Linked DNA regions of Mus musculus: all the other regions are linked to region 2. A link is a loop called in an ENCODE intact Hi-C map of the cell type or tissue named here. Cell type or tissue: heart. All regions are shown on one strand. Links, peaks and the distances in the headings refer to the core of each region. The heading gives the core; the rest is flanking DNA.

Region 1 (4,226 bases), core at 866-3,365, 240 kb before region 2:
AAATGTGCAGACCATCTACTTTGAATCACATGTACATTATCTGTAATACCTAATGCATTGTAAAAGAGTGTATTACAACAAGAAAAACATCTGCACATGTCAGCATACATGGAGCTGTTCTCAAAAACACTTTCTTCTACAATTGGCTCCAACTGTACCTACGGACGTGAAGGGCCAACTGAACTGAGTTTACTTCAGCTTTCAATGGAGCTCCAAATCAAAATCCAAGAGAAGCAGTTGCTGCAGAACTTCCTCCAGACGCTAGATTGTCAGGAATCGCTCAAGCGGAGAGAGGAGGTGTGAGCAAAACTTCCATACCTGCATGTGGAATCAACACCAGCAGTGTCAGGATGAATCTGGGACTGTGTGAACTTCAGTCCTCCAACTTGCCCCACAGAGAAGGGGTAGTCTTACTGGCCTTAACTAAGTGTGTGTGCTCTGCCTTGACCACTGTGAATAGGCTAGGGATGCCTGGCAAGGCAGGACAAGCTCAGGGGGATCTCACCCAAGGAAGACCAGGGAGCTGTTAGGCCCTAGTTCCTCTGGCTATGGTCTCGTTTGGTTTGTATTCAGCTGACGGTGCTGAACGTGAATAACGCAAATCAATGACAAACCGATGCAGAACGACACTCCCAGTGCACTGGGTGACAACTTTCTTAATGAAACTGAACTCCTGGCTTATTGATGTCTTGATAAGAAGTGGGCGCTACAGAGAGATTTTCATGCCTGGTATACACATTGTCAAGTAGGCATTTGCTAGACAGACCCCAAAACCAGCAGGATAAAGTATATATCCGAGATCCACATGGATGTCTAGTTGGCATGTTCTCAGAGAGGTTTCAATGTTGCCAGCAGAGGGCAAGAGAATATTTACCTGTCTAAGAACTGTGGACTTAACCACGTTTGCAACGGCGCTGTGGAGGTGTCTCTGGGAAAACAAGTTATATAACCATTATGAACATGGACCTCTGGGAGGAAAATGTATTTAGAAACTATATGTTGGAATCAGAAATGAATCCCCATTAGCATTGCAACAGATCATTTTTACTTATAAAAAAAAAGACCTTTTCTAAATGGTGCACATATTTTTTAAAAAGATTTATTTATTTATTTATTATGTGTAAGTACACCGTAGCTGGCTTCAGACACACCAGAAGAGGGTGTCAGATCTCATTACGGGTGGTTGTGAGCCACCATGTGGTTGCTGGGATTTGAACTCAGGACCTTCAGAAGAGCAGTCAGTGCTCTTACCCACTGAGCCATCTCTGCAGCCCCACATATTTCACTACAGATCCTTAGATGCTTGACAAAAGCATGGGCCTATTTCTAAGTAGTGCAAGTTGATATTTTTTAGGAACAGATTTATTTGAAGATCCTATAGAAACATTGTCCCTAAAACCTTAACAAACATTAAGGGGCAATGGCAGCGATTTATTATATAGATTTCAAAACTAAGTTTCCTTAAAGCATGGGAAGCATGCAATGACATTCACCGAGGAGACTACCATTGAAAATAAACACAGACCATGGGTAGGTGAAGGACAGAGGAAAGGTCCTCCAGTAGGCAGAGGACAAACATAGGATTAGACCTTAGGGAACCTGTGATGTCAGTGGCCAAGTGTCTGCTCTCCCTAACGCTTATCAGAAGTTTACTTGTTGTTCTGACGTGGCCCCACTGGAGGGGTTGTGGCACAGGTCCTCCACGTGTTGAAAATGAGCTAGGGTTTGGGTAACAGACCTGGGTGTGATACCTGGAGCCGCTGGAAAGGGGTTAATATTGTAGTAAATTTGAAGTAGCAACAGGGGGGAAAGTCAGCTGGGCAAAAGGCCTGGGATTCTGGCTCTACCACAGTCATGATCTGGATGAAGTCTTCTGCCTCTGTTTGTTTTTATTTTGTTCTGTGTATTGTGTTAGGTGTGTACCTAGAGCCTTGTGTGTGCTAGGCATGTACTGAAGTGCTGAGCTACACCTCCAGTCCACATTTTCAAGTGTTAAATAACAGTTTGCCACTAGGGGATCCCCAAGGTTCCTTCCTATTCATAGAGTCAATAATGGCTTTTGTGTTGTCCCCACCTTAACATTCCCCATCTCAGTTAACACATGAGCTTATAAAAGTGAGAATAAGATGCTAGTTTTTCTGCAAAAACAAAACAAAACAAACAACAAACCAGGTAATTGAGGAAAGGACTCCTATATGACTCTAATAGGCCTTTCCAGTAGGAATTTCTGATTTGAAAGCACAAGGAAATTAATATCCTTTCATTTATTTCATGTGGATGGGTTTGTGCATGCTTCAACCTGCTTCAAGCTGTAATGCATATTGCTTGTATATAACTGTATTCCTTGGGGCTTCTTCAGTAGACAGGATACTTCTTCAATGTGGAGAGGCCATTACCTGCCACCAAATTTTAGACTGTCTGCAGTAGCTGACATGAAATAAATGTTCAGTCACAGAGACTTCCACTTGAAGGAACAAGATATTTAGAACCAGGCCTTTCCAGAACTGCCCTTCGCACAACAGTCATGCCTGGCAGAATTGAGGGCACTTGACTGTAAGTATCTGCTTCTGTCTCAGTCAGCTGCTGGTACGGCCTCTCAGAGGACAGCCATGCCAGGCTCTTGTCTGTAAACATACTGTAATAGCATGAGTGTCAGACTTTTGTGTCTTCTTCTTCTTCTCTTTCTTCTTCTTCTTCTTCTTCTTCTTCTTCTTCTTCTTCTTCTTCTTCTTCTTCTTCTTCTTCTTCTTCTTCTTCCTCCTCCTCCTCTTCCTCCTCCTCCTCCTCTTTTTTTGTTTTGTTTTGTTTTGTTTTTTTCAAGACAGGGTTTCTCTGTGTAGCCCTGGCTGTCCTGGAGCTCACTCTGTAGAACAGGCTGGCCTCAAAGACTCTTTCTTTTTGCTTTGATCAGTCCTCACACTGCTGTCAAGAAAATGAAGGAAAGTCTTTATTGTCAGCCCGTCTTGTCTTCCAAACGATCACTCATAAAAAGAGCAAGTTTTGAGCAGACATTTATTTAGTCTATGGCATCCACCAAATGAGTCTCCACAAATTTAATCTCTACATTTCTCCCTCATTGCTTAGTTTGTTGTGCTTCTCGGGCTTTTCTGTGAAAAGAACTCTATTTTAACAGACTACCAGATTATTCCTGGAGACAGCCCTAGGCCAACTCTGCACGCACGCGTTTCTGCAATAGCCCAACAGAGGGCAGCACAACACTGCTGGCTCCTCCCGTGTGGGCTGCGGTGGTTGTCAAAGGATTTCAGTTTTGAAAAGCTGAGCTCCTATCTGCTCAAGAATTTAGAGTAGAACTTTAGACAAAGGATCTTTAATTGCATGCCGATAAAACGTCAAAACTATTGTGCATGAAGTAACTGGGCTTTAAAAAAATAACTTTTAAAACAATGCATTCAGGATTAGGTGACAGGCTTGCCGCTGTGAGCAAAATTCTTTTTTTTTTTTTTAACTCATCAAAAAAGCTTCAGCCTGTGAGGAAATTCTTACAATCTCCTCTGTAAATCACTGGGCTGAGCCTTCCTACCTTTGGATTACATAATAGTACCATATGCCAAAATGGATGGTCTGCAGATTCGGGTAACCCATTTTTAACTATAAAGGAGAGGTTTTGGGTTTTTTTGTTTTGTTTTTTGTTGTTGGTTTTCACCTCCCTGTGAAATTTTTAATGACGAGTAAGAGCGGTTGTTTGGAGAAGTTGCTTATTTCACAGAACGCAGCTGTTATGCCTCATGTTAGATGTGAAGAAAGGCATCTGAAGGTGACCTTTCCTCAAGTCTTCTCCATCATAAATAACAATAAGAAAAAAAAAAAGGTTTCCCCAGGTTAGGCAGAGGTTTTTCAACCAAGGCATAGATAACCTATCTGTGCCTAGACTTATGGGGACAGCGGCTTTAGGGTTTCTAAATCAATTCCTAAGGCACCAGTAGGAAACTTAGAAAAAAAAATTCAAGTGGGAAGGTTTCGATTTCTATTGAGCTTAGACACATTCTGAGAGGGAGCATTTAGTGAACAGAAAGATCCAAAGAGTCTGAGGCACGTGTTACTGCCCTCAACGGTATTTAAGGATTCAGGAAATGCAAGAGCTCTCACTGGACATCAGAGCTCGGTACTCCATCATGTTCTCTTGATTTCCAAAAGATTCCAGATCCGTCTCTAACTCGCAAAACATGTTAAATCTAAATTAAAAAAACAGAAATAAATGAGGTACA
Region 2 (4,226 bases), core at 999-3,498:
TTCTAAAGAGTTTGGGAAGGGTAGCCTTAGTGAATAATAGACCATGTGAATCGTCATCTTCTTTCTTCTTAAAATTACATTCACTTCCCATGTATGTATGTATGTGGCAGTCAGAGAAGACCTTGTGGGAGTTGGTTCTCTTCTCTACTGTGTGTGTTCTGGGGATGGAATGTAGGACCTCTGGCTTGGCAGCAAGCACCTTTATTGAGGAACTCTCTCTGGACCTGAAGTAGAGCCTTGGTGTCCAGTATTGTGGTGCATGCTTACAATACCAATACTTAGGAGATAGTGGCAGCTTAGACGCTAGCTTGGGATACATGATGCTATGTCCTCCCAAACCAATATACCAAATACCAATACTTAGGAGATAGTGGCAGCTTAGACGCTAGCTTGCGATACATGATGCTATGTCCTCCCAAACCAAAACTCAGACCTGGCTAAAATGCATTGCTTATCCATGTGTGTTTCTAAAGAGTATCTTCAACTTGAATCCCATGTTATTTAAACTAGGGATACAACCATATGTATAAACATTATTAAACAAGAAGGAGCTGTCTTTATACTTTAATAACTGAGTGTGTTGTTTACTGTATGTTATTAAGAGTTCTGCTTTGTTAAAATACATATATTTCCATTATATATCATTTGTGAATTGATGTATTTGGAACTTTTAAGAGATAATTCTTCTCCTATTATTTATTTAATAACTCAGAGAACCCAGGCCTCTGTCAGAGCAGTCGGTGCCCTTAAGCACTGAGTCATCTCCCCAGCCCCGAGTCTGTTTATTTATTTTGTCTTCTAAGTAGCTAAGTTCTGTGACTTGAGTGCTGTGGCCTGGACTTGAGAAGTCAGACCAAAATATCATTTCCATGCAAAAATCCTCCTCTTGAGTATATTTCTGTCTAGAGGTACACAGACCAGGGCTTACTACGGTAATGATGAAATTGGGTGAGCCTGAAGGAAATATAAAAACCCTGCTTAATGATCCAGTTCGGTTTTTATACAGATTAACTGTCATTAAGAGAGGAATGGCCTGCCGGTCTGGGTTCCTCGTTCTCTGAATAGATAGCTCTGGCACTATAAACCGGGAATATCTCTGAATGTACAACACTGTAGTTGTTGTAAGCCCCGAGGCCCCATCCCGGAATGACAGATGCTTGCATGTCATTCAGTTTTATGTGTGCTAAACTAATCTCAGTGCAGTATGGGAGTGTGTTAGTGTGTGTATGTTCATATGTTAAGAGGTTTTAGCATCCCGAGTAATGAGACATGGACAGTTAAAACCCCAGGCGCTGCTCAGGGATGTGTTGAGTGGCAACAGCCTCTGTCTGAACTCTCCTGATCCCAGGCCCTTCTCCAACTGGATTCACCTTTTCTTTCTGCAAAGCTTGCCTGTGATCTCTTCTCTGTGGTACCCGAATCCTTGACAGTTCTCCAAGTCTCTGCCTTGGAGCAACCTTGGCCTGAGTCCTTTTCACAGTGGAGATTTTGCTTCCTTTTCCGGGGAACTGATCCCAGAAAAAGAAGCCCAGCTTTAAACACCAACACGTGTGTTATACCATGATAAGGAAAGAAAAGAAAAAACAGAATCCCATGTGACTTCTTAGGATGAGACCCTGTCCATCCCTCTCTGCAGTCTTTGAACTAGCCGTCCTAGTAGATTTCCTTGGGAATCCCACAAGTCTTATGTAGAGAGGAGGAGCGGCTAGCACGCTTTAGGGGCCTGGCATTTTGCTGGTGAGAGTGACTAGGGATGCCTCCGGTGGAAAGACAGTTGTTTGTAAATCCACTGTGTATTTTCTCAGCTGTGCTAGAAATCCTCGTGAGTGAGGACCAGATTATTAGCTTTGGCATCAAGGTTTCAAACCACACAGCCTTGATGCCACAGCCCTGACTCCTTGCTGACCTGGCATCCTGGAGAAGCGCCGGTCCTCTTGGACCTATCCCAGGCTGCAGCTGGGAACTGGGCGCCTAGTGCCATCTGCCTGGGCAAGTACGGAAATGCCAAATGGCCTGGCAGTTTTCAGTGTGGCCTTTGGATCCTCGCTGAGCCATATGGTGCTAAAATGTCAAACTGTTCCTGAGTGTGGGCCACCGTTGAAGAGGCTGGAGAGAGAAGGCACACTTCAGTTGCAAGGTCTGCTGAAGCTGTTTGTTGTCTGGCTGCTGGCTCATCACGGTTACTTTAACCGTCTTTTGTTGAGTAGGGCTTAGCTGATAGTGGTCTACCTACCTCTTTTGTGAGAACCGCAAGCATGCTTGCACGTACACAGTATGTATCAGTGACAGGGCCTCTACGAAGTCTCTGGAAGGAGTGTGTAACACCCTTAGGCTGTGGTCATGGAAAGGCCTGGGAGCCAAATCTCGTGTTCCTTTCTGTTTCAGCTCCTTTGCGTTACATTCTGGCAATTGTTCTTGCCGATGGGTTGACAAAGCACACTGAGAAGTTTACAGTCTCTGTGTGAAGAGAAAACATAACAGGGACTTACAGATGATCCCAATCAAAACATCCACAAGTGTTAAGTGAGTGAGTCTGGAGGGAATGCTTGACTCCGAAGGGGGAGGAGGCGGGAGTGACATGGTTCAGATGAGGTTAGCCCTGGCAGGCTTCCTAGAGGACAGGGCTGGGTGTGGGTTTGGCCCATGTCACTCTTCTTAGGTCTTCTGGGGACTTCACATAAATACACACTTCTCCTGGCCTGGGGCCTCTAGCTGGTTATAAGGGTTAGAAGGGCAAAGGGAAAAATGTGTGAGTTCAAAGAGGTGTCTTTAGAGCTGGAGGAGGGGGGCAGCAGGAGAGTGCCTCTGACTTTAGTCAGATGCCCTTCAGAATGCTTCAGTTTGAATCTTTCAAAGATCACTCGTGTGGATGGATGGCAAAGTGCTATAGCTTGAGAGACTAGGACTCTAATGAATCATCATTGATTTTTTTCTCTCTCTAGTTTAAATAACTTCATCCGTTGTGGTTGATAAACAAAGAATTGCTTCAGTTTTCCTGACACCATACTTGAGCAATATATGCAAGCTCAGCTAGAGGTATTCTAACCAGCTTCGCCTCATGTCAGTGTGGTGACATTTGGGGACTGGTGGCCCTAGAGCCAAATAAACCAGCTTTTTGCTATTTCCAGTACTGTGGAAGTTGCATCTGTACCTAGGAGTTAACCCAAACTTTGCAATTCTGTGGAGAATTATGTTGAGTATTCTAAAGAGAGATTTTTATCCACTTCCACCCCCCCCCTTTTAAACTTTAACCAATTTTGAAGTTGCCAAAATGTTGAAAAAAATAAACAGTCTTTTTATCGTAAACTTAGGCCATTTCCCCCAATGTTTGCACTTGGTTTCTTCACAGTAACTTTATTCTAGTCATTCTCTTTTTTGCATTGTTTTGTTTTTTGTTTTTTGTTTTTCGAGACAGGGTTTCTTTGTATAGCCCTGGCTGTCCTGGAACTCACTTTGTAGACCAGGCTGGCCTCAAACTCAGAAATCCACCTGCCTCTTCTTCCCGAGTACTGGGATTAAAGGCGTGCGCCACCACACCCGGCTTAGTTATCCCCTTTTTATGTACACATATTAAAAAGCATTACATGTATCCACAGGAAGGTCCATGTATGTGCATTCTCTGCTGACCTCTGGGTGATGCAGCTTACAAGCAGTAGTACACCATACTATTCTGATCTAGCGAAGTGCTGTGGAATAGTGAAAATAGATATCACATGCATGAATGCTGAGGAAACAAAGCATGTTGCAGAAATGCATGCAGAGCAATGTTGGGTGTTGAATTTTCATGTGATGTAGTGGTGCAAATATGTCTATAAGCATTTTAGGTTTACGCTAAATTCAGGATTCTGGTTCCTTTCATAGTCATAAAGGATGTTGGGAAGTTTTCTATAATACTTACAACATTTCAGCTTTAAAACACAGTGACAAGCTCCCTGGAGTATGGTTTATTATCTTAAATACATTTTTAATGTCTAAAATGTTTAGTTTTAAAATAATAAATAATATGAATACTCAGTTTCTGTAAAGCCATTCATTAGAAATGCATTAGTGATTAGCTTTTCTCAGAAAGGTGCACACCTTCCTTGATTGAAAGGCAGAAGGGAGAGGTTTGCATAATTGGCCTTTACTAAAAGCATTGGCTCTGAACTTGGGGCCAATGTAACTAAAAGTCAGATGAAATCCTGCCGCCCCTGCTTGACCTTTGTCTCTTTTCCTTTGGCTCACAT
Region 3 (4,226 bases), core at 1,190-3,689, 180 kb after region 2:
TTTCCAGCAAAGTACTTCCCTTCCTTCTTGGTGAGTCTTCATTCTTCTTACTTTGTTCTATGTTGCCTCCTTGAGGAGAAGAAATGACAAGCCCAGCTAGGCTTTTTCGGTCCAGTCAATTTCATTATTGAATAGGAAGCACTCTACTGACTTATATGAGGCCACAAGAGAGTAACCAGGAGGAGTCCTGTTAAGAAACCAATATTGATGATGTCACAGAAGCCAGAGATCTCAAACCAGACCAATGACTCATTAATTGGCAAGTAAAGATGTATTGACAGAAGGGTATACAGTATGACACACTGTGACACACTATAACAAGGGCAAAGAGCAGATATGAGGGGCTGGAGAGATAAGCTGTACTGGTATATGTGATTTTAAAAAAGTGAAAACAGAGTACCAGAAAGTGTTGAGTCAGGAAGAGAAATGGAGTCCGTTCTATAAAAGGGCTGCTTTCCCTTCTTGTCACCCCATTCTACTCCTTGGCCATTGGTACTGGGGGGGTGGGGAGGAGAGGAAGAGAAAGACCTTTAAACTTGCTCTTGAGACAATTCTCCCAGCCAGTTGTAGGCCTTTCTGCCCCACTGATGTGCTTCTCAGTCTCGGTGATGTCATCTTGTCTGTGTGATGGGTCAATGGGTTCATCTAGGTAAATGGCATTTCCCTCTAACCTAAGACTTTGTTGAAAGGAATATTAGCCACCTTACCTATTACACTTAGAAAATGGGAGAAAGTAGTGAGTTAAATGGCTAAAAAAAATTGAATTAATATAAATGTTATAATTAGATTAAGTAATTTGAAATTTTAATAGTTCTGTTAGATGAGAATTTCTAAATGAATTAATATAATGACCAAATATTTAAAAATATTTGAAATTCTAAAAATATTCATTAAAAATAAGCCAGATTTTAGCTTGCTGAACAAAAATGATTATTATAAATGTCACTTGTAGTAGATGGCAGTTGAAGTCCAGGGATGTGGAACTAGACTGAGCCCATGTTATGTATTTAGGCAAATTTGTAGGTAAGACTTAAGTCTATGAAAGTCACTGACAGGGCTGGTGAGAGAGCTCAGTGAGTAAAGGACTTGCTGCCAAGCCTGATGACCTAAGTTTGATTCTTAGTGCTCACATGGTAGAGGGAAAGATGCAACTCTTTCTGGAGGTCCTGGGACCTCCACATTCGGGCACATCTCTGCACGCGCGAGTGTGCACATGCACACACTAAACACACACATGTAAAAACTTACAGTATATTTCAGCATATAGTAACAGAAAATTTACAGTGTTTACCTATCATTTGTGTATTTATGTGTAGTTTGCACGCATATAAAAAAGAACTCATATTTGTTAATCAGATACATTTCTTGACTCTTTGTTTTTTGCCTTTGTGAGATGAGCATGCACAATTCTACCCTTCCAACTCCATTGTAACCCTGCGAGATTTCACAGGAGTTGTTACAGAAGGAGCCTGCCCTTTCTATCAGGGAGAGTGGCATGGCTCTATGCCAGCTGTAATAGTATTCCTTAGGTGATGTTGCAGAGACTTCTGTAGTGTTAGACTGCGGTTTTCTGTTGACAGTCGGATCTCTGCACACCAGTGTAGTCAGTTGATTCACCATCCTGCAAGTGATATAGTACCCGAGGACTTTTATGGGTGCCCCTGGCTGTTGAGTGCTGAATTATAAATTGCTTTCTCAGAACACTAAGATTAAATTAGTACTTTATGGCACCACCTATTGGCTAAAAAGATAGTGTGTTACTTTTTTGTTTATTTTTTGAAGTTCCTAATTATTAAACCATTCTATCTTTTTAATCCTTTTGAACTTTATTTCATAGTTAATTCTGTTCAATTACAAAGTAGTGAGTCATGCAATGACTTACTCATTTACCATAGGATGATATTTCATTTCATTCACTTTATATGTATTTCCCAAACGCAAGTATGTGGGCATGTGCACACGGTCGCATGATTCGATAGTCCTAGGTAGCTGAGATTCTTAATATTGGCCTCTTTGCTCCTGACTTGTGTGCATATGTGTACATATGTATGTCAGGGTAAACATACAGACGTATAGATCTATATAGTGAATCCTATATGCATATTTGCAACTCTTTGTTAACTACTTGAGAGCAAGCTGCTTACTCTATTTTTACACCCCCAGCTATGATATCCAGTGTATAATAGCAAAATCAGGAACTCAACATTGGTGTACTAAGATTTCTGACATATAGAACCTATTAAATGTTTGACAGTGTTCTCAATGTCCTCTGTAATACAAGAAAACCAAGGCTTTGTCGCATGTGGTGGCCATATCCTTTCAGTTTCTCTTTTCTTTTCAGTTTTCTTTTATATAGTTCAAAATGTGAGACTGAAGAGGCTGGGGAGATGGTTCACTGGTTAAGAGCACTCACTGCTGTCCCAGGTTCACTTCCTGGTACACTCATGGCAGCTCACCACTGCTGTAATCCAATTCCAAAGGATCTAGTGCCCTCTTCTGGCCTCAGTGGGCACCAGGAATGCATGTGGTACATATACATACATGCAAGCAAAACATCACTCATGCACATTAACACTTTTTAAATATAACATTAAATTGTACTCTAAGATACTTTAAAGAATATGTGTAGAATTGATTAAAAAAAAAAACCTCTGAGTTTAAGTTATAATCTAATGGAAGTAGTGATTAGAGTTTAGCATTATTATATACAGTAGTTGTTATTTCTCTAACTTTCTCATGGTCACTAAGATCTGCTTGCTATTTGTAAGGTACACAAAATGTTGAAGAGCTGAACAGTCATGTATACTACTGTAGTATTGGAAATGTAGCTGTTCTTCACCCATCCTAACTTCGTGACTGATCCTTTAGTAACTAAAGAAAGATTAGGAAAAGAAAGTATTTCAGACTTGCTTCATGTGTTCAGATGGGGAAACCCACATGAGAAGTGCTGAGAAAGTAGGCAAGCATAACGTTTTTACAGCAGGTTAATGAGGAATGAACAGCCAGAGAAAACCATGGCAGAGTTCCCAATCTCATGGCAGTAAGCTGTGTGTGTGTGTGTGTGTGTGTGTGTGTGTGTGTGTGTGTGTGTGTTACAAAATTTCCTTTATCAAGTTCTGCTTGGAAGAACTTCCCCTTCAAAGACATGTAGGCTCTCCTCAGACATGAAGGAACATAATTTTTGACCCATTTCATGGAAGAAAGCCTAGGAAGATTAGAATGACCTTCTTGTACCTTATGTCTTTCAAAACAGTCCACTGAAATTCAATCTTTTGGGGTAGCATATTCTGAGGTCATTACTGTGCAACACACACACACACACACACACATACATACATACATACATGAAATAGCTCTCAGCCAGTAGATTCTTATGTACTTGGCATTATGAAAAAATAAAAATAGGTAATGATATTTATAAGAATGAACACATACCCAAAACCACTAAACTAAAAGACATAAACCAAAACTTTGACATAAACCTGTGTGTGTGATGAAAACGTTGCTCTCCTGAATCAGAATCAAGAGTGGAATTTTAAAATGGAAAATAACAATTAGTCAAAAGACAACGTTAAGGTATTCTTATGGTGTCATCCTCCGGTTAGTATAGATCCTCCAGCTCTCGTCTTTAGCCAGTAAATTTATTTTGGTTAAGACTGTGAAAGCAAATAATTCCAGATGCCTCTATTGTGTCTTCATTTGACATGCATTAATTTATGTGTTGGGCCTGTCCTGTTTTCTCTATAAGTTGTAGCCATTGGCTAATCACTTCCTTGGAATAAAAACATCAAAGCATTTCCCCAATTGAAAACTAGGAGATCTTTGCACCACTAGCAGTTACAATCAGCAGAGGCCGCTTGTGCTTCTCAGTCCCGCATGTTAGGAGAGCATAGCAGGTAGGGCTAGCCTCTTTCCAGATCCCAGGAAACATGATGGTGATTAACTTTAATGGTCAACTTTACTGGATTTAGAACAAACCAAAAGGCAAACTGCTTGTGCAAGCTGAGGGGAATTTTCTTAATCTGATTATTTGACTCAGTGAGACCTGCCCTAATTGGTGCTTCCCCTTCAGCAGCACAGATAAAAGAAGGTAGAAGGGAGCTTTGCTTTTGCCTACTTGTGTTCACTCTTACTGGGACATTCATCTACCAGGCTGTTGCTCTGACATATCAGAACTGCTATGTTATACAGTTCTGACCATATCTGAGTAGTGTCAGTATTAATGA
Region 4 (4,226 bases), core at 890-3,389, 65 kb after region 2:
TTCAGCATAGACTGTTGCTCTGGTACTCCAGATAAATAACTGGCATGTTAACACACACACACATTCATAAATGATAAGTCTCTTTGAAGGTACGTGAAAGTGCTAGCATTTCAAACTCCAGTCAGTTAGGACTCCAAAGTGCATGGCGCTGTGACTCATTATGGAGAGCTGATGACTGACTTATGCCTGAGACTCATTCTAAACACCTCTCCCGTCACGCTTCCCGTCACTGGAGAAGCAATTCATAACTCTGTCTTATAAGCAATCTACGTTTTAAACATACTCTAGTTTCCATAAATATTTTGTAATATAAAAAGTATAAAAGAAAAAAAATCTTTCACTTTCCTTCCATATAGTCCTTCCTACCAAAACCATGTTACTATTATATTAGGTTTTTTTTTCCTTCCTAATGAGAATGAATGCAAGTAGGTTATTCCTGCTAGTGTGGCATGGGTCAACTTTTGTTGTGCGTTCTTTTTTCTGTTTTGCTAGTTTAGTATGGGGGCATTCAGATAAGGGAGGGGAAGTTTTATCCTAAACATTATTTTTCTCAGAGAAGTTTACTGATTCCGGGATTTGAAGTCCTGGTTCCCGGCAAACTTCAACTTTATTCATGAGCATTTAGCCCCTCTTTCTCTGTTCTTTTGATTCTTACCTCCCTATTTTTTTTCTCCAATTTTTAGCTTCTTGGTGAATAAAATCACGCAACTCAACCCCATTTACCTCATAACTTGCCATTTATTCTGAACACCTCTCTTCGTGCGAAGAATCTCCAGAGTGTTCATGCCTGTTCCCTACTGTGAGAAATATCAGCAGTCGGCATCCTCACAGTGCTAGCTATTTCTTAATTGAATGTAATACTACTTCCTGAACCGTCTCACCTGTGCAATGTGTCCTTCTCAGCTACATTATCTAGGTTGCAGAACCTGAGGCCCCACAAATTGAAATGTTCTAAGATCAATTTTGAGTTACCATGAAAAAAATTTTTTTCTTTAATTTCATTTTGTTGGGTAAAAAAAAAAAAAAAAAAAAAAAAAAAAAAAACAACCCTGACCATTCTTTACAGAGAATTTAGTATTCATGTGAGAATCACAAAAAAGAAGTAACCAGACTTCCAAATTAGATGAGTGTTTGGGGAAATGTGAATTAAGTAAGCCACTGGAGGATATCCAAATATTGCAAAACATGTTTTGAAAATACCAAGTGGAATTCCATAAATAATAAAAAAAAAATGAAAAAAAGAAAGAAAGAAAGGAAAAAAAAGCCATCTGCCTTTGATCACCAACTAATCTGTGGAAGTGTCCCATGGTGTCCCAAACTCTTCTCAGCTGTTCATAAGTTGACCATTTAATACGAAAACAGAATAGAAAGCATTTAACCCTTTTGCCAAATCAAACTTGTTTTAATGAACTCTGAGTTTCCAGATCCAGAGATACTGAATATTATTCTAAAATGTTTTGAGGACCCTCAGTTTTCTTTCCCAGTCAAGTAAGCAGATATTTCTTGCATTATCAACTGTAAACAAAACGCTATACCTGTTTCTATTGGCTTAAGCGTAAAAGTTCACAGTTCACCAATAAATTACCAAGGACTGTTCTAACTAAGGGCTGTTGTTGTGTGCGGAATCAATTACAGTGTTTCTTATGTGGATACCTAAAGCTCCTTAAAGGGAATTTTTATTCATTGCAAGAGAGTCTGGGAGACTATAGATGTGGCAGACTTCCCCCTCTGTCAGAGTTGTATTTTATGGTCTACTTTAGGAGAGTAGAGGAAGTCACAGTGCAAGGACACAAGGGATAGTGCTGAAAAGCCGCTGGTGACTGCAGTGCTCTGGCAGGGCTTTAGGAAGTTCATTCCTGCTCTCCTCATTTCCCTGGGGAACTGTGCTGTGTGCTTAAATAAGGACAGACTTTAAACTCACAGTGTTTGCACTGTGGCTAGTTTTGTGGGTGTCTGGGGTGTTTTGGGGGTGGGCAGTTATATCTGGTTAGAAGTCTCTTATTAGGATAAACCTCGATCCAAATGTTGATGTCATGTCATTTTGTGGCCTGAACTAAATAAAGTACCATCAATCTGTCCACAAGTGTGACCCAAAGACTGGGAACTCATTTGTACCTAATTATATGATATTTAGTGAATTGTATCTGAACTGCACTCCAGATTGTCCCAGGTATCAGAGAGGAAATGTATTAGTCTTAATCTTTGGACGGGATACCCACTCCAGGCCATTGCTGTTCTTCACCTTCTTGCCTTCCAGGGCTCTGCCATCCCAAGCCTCACCAGCTCACTAGCACTGGTGATTGTCCCTGTTTGAGCCCTGCTTCCTCTCCCTGGCAAAAAATCCCTTTTCTGGCCAGGCCAGGCTCTCCATTCTTAGTCAATCAGCAGTATTTCTGTTTTGTAAGAGCCTGTCTTTCTGCCATTTTCTTTCAGGTCAGTCCCTTCTAACCATGTAATGAGATGCTTCAGCCTCTGACTCCTCCACACTTTTTCAGGTTCTGCCAGTATGATCTTACTTCTTAATTGGTGTGCTCATATTTAGCATGCCATATTGCATTTAGTGTGTTAGGTGGAGCCAGGGCTTTCCCACTTTTTTGTGCAGTGTACCTTAATATAGAAAATGGTTACCTGGATAGAGAAGTGACACTTAAGAAGCATGCAAGGATAGACGAATTCTCTAAAACGGCGAGGATATTGGAAGTGTGGGGACCAGGGTGTGTTATGAGAACGTAAACAGTTCTTGTAAGTGGAGAACTGGAGCAGGTTCTGAACACCAGGAGCTCCTTCGGTGATGCTACTGCAGCTGAATGCTGAAGGTCACTGGGCAGCTGGGATCCAGACAGTCAAGGAGGGACGGGCTTGTATCCTAGTGCCAAGACTTTAGAATGGCAGCTTAGGCTACACTTAGGTGATGTTATGAGACTAGGACACTCGCCAGTTAGACTCCAGTGCAGCCTGAGGGGCTGCTGCTTGCTGCTTGTGTCACAAGCATTACCTGAGTGGGTGGGGATGGATAATGAAGTCACAGACAGGGCACCTGATAGGCTTCCTTCTCCTCCACTGTCCCACACTCCCTAAGGCCATATTGAGAACAGCAGTTGGCCAAGCTAAAATAGGGTTTGCAGGTCGTTGGGTGAGCATCGAAGGAGGTGGTGAATTTAAAGCTGATAGACAACAGGCTTAGAGATGAACACAGACAATACTTAAGAATCTGTTTAGCTGCTTTGTGTAAGAATTGTACCTTATTTGTTATCACAAATCTGTATATAACATACACACACACACACACACACACACACATACACACGCACGCACATACATGCATGCATTGCTTCAAATGCAAAACTCATGGCTAGATACTGACCCAGGTAGACCCGAGAAGGTTATAAACATATGATATTTAACTTAAACTACTTTTCAAGTCTAAAAAATTTCTGAATTAAACAACACATATGACCCTTTATTCAATGAGAAGGGATCATGGATTCCAAGGGCCTGGCATAGTGTCCTGTATGTAGTAAAGGGTCCATGAGATAAAAATAAATGTTGGCTCACTTGCCATGGTGCGATATATTTTTATTAGGTAGGTTTTCCCCAACCCCAGAGGAGAATTTCAAAAGATGTCAGCTCTTTGTCATCCCATGGAACTACTACTTTTCTTTTCTTTCTTTTTTTTTTTTTTTAAACTCTAGGAAAGTAAGTTGAAACTATTTTACTGAGATTCTGGGAAAGGAAGTAGAAGTCTTTATGGTTTTGGAGGCAGTAATGATTCAAGTATTAATTTTAATTTTGGTTTTAGTAAAGCTAGTTTATTATATTGTGTGTGTGTGTATATATGTGTGTGTGTATATATATATATATATATATATATAATATCAGCCTATGACAGTCAAGAAATTTCTATAAAATCATACTCAGAGGATCAGATGTTTAAGATCACTCTCAGCTATATAGTATGTTTAGGACCAGCCCTGAGTCACATGAGACCCTATCTCAGAGAGAGGGGGTAGGGTGGAGCAGAGACAGGCAGAGAAACAGAGAGAGACAGAGAGAGGTGACACAGAGACACAAGAGACAGACAGAGAGTGAGGCATAAGAGACATAAGAAACACGTAGAAAACGGTGCTATCTGAGATTTAATTGCCCTAACCCATTTACCTAATCTTAGAGATGAGATTCTAGGCATTTTTGACAGGAGACAAATGTAACCAGCTGCCATCCACCAC

What was found. Hi-C counts contacts between places; a loop is a spot of excess contacts. Peaks named below come from ENCODE experiments on the same cell type or tissue, not always from the same donor. Only the 100,000 strongest peaks of a DNase experiment are listed, where the experiment ranks them.
Region 1: a loop joins it to region 2, with 8 times the contacts of the local background. A loop is called at or near these places in 6 of 42 quality-filtered maps.
Region 3: a loop joins it to region 2, with 1.9 times the contacts of the local background. A loop is called at or near these places in 3 of 42 quality-filtered maps.
Region 4: it touches region 2 in a loop (1.8-fold over the local background); 4 of 42 quality-filtered maps call a loop at or near these places.

What each region holds. Positions count from the first base shown.
Region 1 is chr12:40,254,214-40,258,439 of GRCm38, forward strand. No RefSeq gene overlaps it. Among named protein-coding and RNA genes, the nearest start is that of Gm40403, 8.2 kb to the left of the region's middle. In heart, for the core only: a CTCF peak has its summit at 2,024; a DNase peak (open chromatin) is centred at 3,198.
Region 2 is chr12:40,497,167-40,501,392 of GRCm38, forward strand. The region is part of intron 1 of Dock4 (dedicator of cytokinesis 4); the gene reads left to right. Among named protein-coding and RNA genes, the nearest start is that of Dock4, 53 kb to the left of the region's middle. In heart, for the core only: a CTCF peak has its summit at 1,995; DNase peaks (open chromatin) are centred at 1,945 and 2,585; H3K27ac peaks cover 1,238 bases.
Region 3 is chr12:40,678,277-40,682,502 of GRCm38, forward strand. The region is part of intron 12 of Dock4 (dedicator of cytokinesis 4); the gene reads left to right. Among named protein-coding and RNA genes, the nearest start is that of Dock4, 230 kb to the left of the region's middle. In heart, for the core only: CTCF peaks have their summits at 1,723 (motif pointing left) and 2,500 (motif pointing left); no DNase peak of the experiment used is centred there.
Region 4 is chr12:40,562,658-40,566,883 of GRCm38, forward strand. The region is part of intron 1 of Dock4 (dedicator of cytokinesis 4); the gene reads left to right. Among named protein-coding and RNA genes, the nearest start is that of Dock4, 120 kb to the left of the region's middle. In heart, for the core only: no CTCF peak of the experiment used is centred there; a DNase peak (open chromatin) is centred at 1,844.